Regions from separate parts of the Homo sapiens genome. Here region 2 is linked to region 1. A link is a loop called in an ENCODE intact Hi-C map of the cell type or tissue named here. Cell type or tissue: heart left ventricle. All regions are shown on one strand.

What was found. Hi-C counts contacts between places; a loop is a spot of excess contacts. Peaks named below come from ENCODE experiments on the same cell type or tissue, not always from the same donor. Only the 100,000 strongest peaks of a DNase experiment are listed, where the experiment ranks them.
Region 2: a loop joins it to region 1, with 2.9 times the contacts of the local background. A loop is called at or near these places in 6 of 110 quality-filtered maps.

Annotation. Positions count from the first base shown.
Region 1 is chr17:11,985,765-11,988,264 of GRCh38, forward strand. All of the region lies in intron 4 of ZNF18 (zinc finger protein 18), which reads right to left. Among named protein-coding and RNA genes, the nearest start is that of ZNF18, 10 kb to the right of the region's middle. In heart left ventricle, a CTCF peak has its summit at 1,380 (motif pointing left); no DNase peak of the experiment used is centred here; H3K27ac peaks cover 286 bases.
Region 2 is chr17:11,643,146-11,645,645 of GRCh38, forward strand. DNAH9 (dynein axonemal heavy chain 9) reads left to right here. Exons shown (of 69, transcript NM_001372.4): 11 at 1,486-1,554. Among named protein-coding and RNA genes, the nearest start is that of DNAH9, 46 kb to the left of the region's middle. In heart left ventricle, a CTCF peak has its summit at 1,331 (motif pointing left); no DNase peak of the experiment used is centred here; H3K4me3 peaks cover 276 bases; H3K27me3 peaks cover 356 bases.

The DNA.
Region 1 (2,500 bases):
GTAGATAATATATATTATTACCATCACATGCAGTCTCCCAGTCTCACCCCAAGGGTTTGCAGAGAGAATTAAGGGATTCTGCACACTTTCAGAAACCGCAAAGTGGATAGACATGAATAGCCAGGCTTCAGGGAATAGAAATGAGGAAAGGAACTACAAAGTCATCCTCCTACTGTACACAATATACTGTTTGGGGAAGGCACTCTCTGATATGATTTGGCTCTGTGTCCCCACCCAAATCTCATCTTGTAGCTCCCATAATTCCCATGTATTGTGAGAGGGACCTGGTGGGAGATAACTGAACCAAGTGGGCAGTTCTTTCCTGTGCTGTTCTCATCATAGTGAATAAGATAACATCCGATGGCTTTAAAAATGGGAGTTTGCCTGCACAAGCTCTCTCTTTGCCTGCCGCCATCCTTGAAAGATGTGACTTGCTCCTCCTTGCCTTCCACCATGATTGGGGGCCTCCCCAGCCATATGGAATTGTAAGTCCAATTAAACCTCTTTCTTTTGTAAACTGCCCATTCTCAGGTATGTCTTTATCAGCGGTGTGAAAACGGACTAATACACTCTCAGTCCTAAGTCAAGTCTGCCCCCTAGCACATCAAAGGGAAGTGGAAATGGCTCAAGGAGAAAAGAGATACCAAAAACTGTTCAATTAGCAGGTGCTAAGCCAAACACACAAACGAAAGAGGGTTTGGACTTTTTTGGGTGGGAAGGATAGGAAGCTGAAAAGCGACCTCAATATACTGAATTACACAGTCAACTATTAACTATAACCACATTTTTAATGTGAACTTTAATTTAAATTTTTTAATTTTTAAAGTATAAACAGCTAGCAGCTTATTCTGTTAATCTTCTGTGAATGCAGCTATTTTAACAACCTCCTGAAAATAATCACTTGAGCAAACATTGCTGAACACAGGAGTTCTCAGTCTTTGTGGTCAGAACACATGGACCTTGGCTTCAGTGCTAGCAGAGAAAAGGATGCACTTGCCAAGCACAGTAATATCTGCCTGGCTGCCTGGCTTGCTGACACAGGATCTATTCCATGAACACCAGAACAGTAACTACCAAGAAGAGTACAAGGCAGAAAAGGATACAGCCACCAAAACCCCCAAGGGTCAAAATCAGCTCACTCAAAAACCAGAAAAGTTGCTTCAGGAGCACTAACAGGGTACCTCCAGCTTAAAAACACAAATTTACTCAAGAAACTGCCAAGAAGCTGGGTACTTCGAATAAAACCTCCTACTGAAGAGGCAAGACGCCAATGGCAGCCAGCTTGCCTCTTTCTCATATTTAGAAGAGACGGAAAAACCTAACTTTCTATCCTGAAAGACAGACACATGGGATTTGATGGGAAAATTCTATTTTTGTGTGGAACTGGCACCATCTTGTGGGTTTATAAGATATTACAACTGACTTACACTTAGTTACACGCTGTTCCTTTCCTTTAAGTCTGAAAACAGGGGAAGGTGAGTAAATGCACTGCTGGAGTCTATGTGAGGTTCCAACCGAGTCATGGTTTCCACTAATGAAATAACTACTGTGTACTGATAGTAATACCGTATCATTATTCTGGCATTATTTATGAAGTTCCTCACTTATTTAAGAGATTAGAGGGAGTGATTAATTTAAAAATTCCTTTTACTTCCAAAGGATTCCATTAAATATCAAAGTCTTTCTGATGCAAATAATTGCTGTTAGTTTGGAGGGGATATTCAGATTGGGTAGGGACAACTTTTGTTCATTTGACTTAAATGGTTGCTAACTAGTTATCATCTGAAGGTAGGGAAATACAGACACACATATATATGTAAATACGGTTGTAAAAAACAAATTGGTGCTGATGAGCATTTTAAATCTTTTGACTTTAAGTTATCCAGAACAGGTGAGGATACTCTGTACCTACTACAGAAACAACAATAATCCTCCAAGCCTGGTTGACATATTCCACAGAACACCCAAATCTTTTTCACCAAGCAACATCTTGCTTAACAATTTGGTTTCTGGGCACCTTGAAAGCAGGCAGAAGGGTACCTTTGATTCACTAAAAAGATATTTCTCTCCCCTGCCACCTCCCCATCCACCTTCCCCCAGAGTAAACTATGAAATTGGTATTCTAGTTTTTATATATCTGAGCCTGGAGAGCTGAAGCTCAGACCCTGGTCTGAAACACAGCATTACCTACTGCCTTCTCTATTTTCATATTCACGCTACAGCAGATTGCAAGGCAAGTCCCAAGAGGAGTTCCTTCAACGTTTTAAATGATGTTTTAATTAAGATGTATAGGTTCGTGAAAAAAAAATTTTTTACAAAATACAACTTTTCAAAATTGTTAACTAAATATCAACATAAATCTGTCCCAGAGACTTTTATGTACAAGCAAAAATGAAGTATTAGGAATTGTTGAATTTACCTTCTGCCTGAAACAACTAAAAATGGGACAAAATGTATGAAACAATAGTTTTCAGACATTTCACATTACACAAGCAGAGCA
Region 2 (2,500 bases), 340 kb before region 1:
ATTAGTGTTGTGGGAAGTGTCAAAACCAGTTGAGGGTAACCGTACCTCGAGCCACACTCTCTTCCGTGGTCCTTAGCATTCCTGCAGAAGCCTCCATTTGTGTGTGCACACTTGTGTTTACACATGTTATATGTACGTCCATGTGCACTTTCATGTATGTGTATTACATGTGCACATGTTTCAGGGGTAAGAGCTGGGAGGGACCCTCATGTAAAAACGTGAAGAAGTGGTAGTGTTTCGGATCGCGTGTTCTAGATGGATTTCAGAAAAGGGGAAACATATATTTAAATATATAAAAAACATGTTAATATATCTGTACCTATATAGATATTTACCTGGCATATAGTGTTATAGACAATCATGTATTACTTCACAATGGGGTTATGTTCTGAGAAATATATCCTTAGGCAATTTCATCATTATGTGAACATCATAGAGTGTATTTACACAAACCTATGTCTGTGGTCTAGAGTATTGTTCCTAGGCTACAAATGCCCTATGGTCTAGCTTAGCCTAGGAGCAATACGCTCTATGATCAACACGCTCTATGATCAATATGCTCTATGATCAATACGTTCTATGATCAATACGCTTTATGGTCTAGCTTAGCCTATGATCAATACACTCTATGATCAATACACTCTATGGTCCAGTGTATTGCTCCCAGGCTACAAACCTGTGCAGCGAGTGACTGTCCTGAGTATTGCAGGCAATTGTAGCACTATACTAAGTGTTTGTGTATCTAAACATATCTGAACATAGAAAAAGTACAGCAAAAAATAAGGCATAAAAGATTTAAAAAATGGTACGCTTGTGTAGGACACTTACCATGAATGGAGCTCACAGGACTGGAAGTTGCTGTAGGTGAGTCAGTGAGTGGGTGGTGAGTGAATGCGAAGGCCTAGGACATTACTGTACACTTTTATACGATTGGCAGCACAGTAGGTTTGTTTACACCAGCATCACCACAGCCATGGGAGTAATGCGTTGCACCATGTCAACAGGCAATAGGAATTTTTCAGCGTCATTAAAATCTTATGGGACCGCAGTCACATACGTGTATATATGTTGACCAAAATGCCATTATGTGGTGCATGACTGTATATAACATTGATGGTCTTAAATACAGAAAATTACAGCACCTAGAATTTTTTCATATCTCAATTTCCCTTTTATTCAGATTTTTGAAGGACCTCACATACCTTGTGTGTGACTGGCTCAGCTAGGTGAGGGTGCTGGTGGAGCTGCGGGCAGGAAAGGTTATGAGAGCTCTGACACTTGCGGAGCTGCCTGCGTTTCAGGAAGTGCAGATGCCCTCTAGTGGCCAGAGTAAGATGTTCGCGAAGAAGAAAGGCTCTTTCAGGGCTGTTTGGAAACGAGCCAAGGAGCTATTCACGCTCTTCTTTGGAGACTGCAGTTTGTTCCTCGGATTATTACTTTAACTTCTTCTAATTCTGTGTCACTTTTTCTCTTTTGTACGAGTAGTTGCATGGAATCTGCAGAAGGAAAGCGAATGCAACAAAAATATGAAGATATGCTGTCATTGCTAGAAAAGTAAGCAACTTCTGGCATTGCGTGGGTCTGCAGATTGCACAGCCTCCATGCTGCCTTTTGCAGCTCCGAGTTTGTGCAGATTCCTCAGTGGCTCCGAAGTATCACTCTATGTTTTATGTTATAACCACGATATTTGTGAGTACAGTATTTCCGGGTTGCACACACACAGGGTATCTGGGGAATTCAGCTGTATTCTGGAAATAAATACTTTTCCAGTGTAGTTTTGCTGGGAGTGTGAACTAGAGCTAGGAGTGGGGTGCTACTCATGGAACTCCGAGACGGATGTCACGGAAAATTGCAACAGCTGCTTACTCAGCAGAAAGCAACAGTGCATGCTGCACAAAGAGGCAATAAGTTTTAAAAAGTACTTCCTGCATCATTTTATTGAGAAAGCATAAGAGTGAAAATTTTATATGACTTCAAAGTTGTAACTGCTTTAAAGCTGAATAAGTCTTTCCAGGGCTTAGGGTCTAGAAACAGCCATTGTCTTGATTTCTCCTTCTGCCATTTGTTCTTTCTCCTGGTTCAGGAGGGAAGAATGGTGGCCGTTGAGATTATAATTGTGATTATGCTTAGCATTGTTCCAGACAGATTAATTAACAGCACCTCTACCTGGCAAGTAACACACATTCCACCCCTTTTACCTCTAAAATAACTTCAAGTCCATCCACTCCTCTTTGTCTCCACCACCAGTGTCTTCACAAGAGACTGGAACTTCTCCAGGCTGAACTGCTGCAGTGGCTTCCTAACAGTCCTTGCTGCCTCCAGATCTGTTCCCCTCAGTACCCACATTGTTACCAAATCCAATAATGTCACCATAGCCACCACCAGCTGGGAGGCCTTGCGGTGGTTCTCACAGCCTCCTTAACATGACATGAAAAGTCTTCCTTGAGGTGGTTTTTGCCTCCTCGTCACCACCTCCAGCCTCTGCCATGCTCTGTAGTCC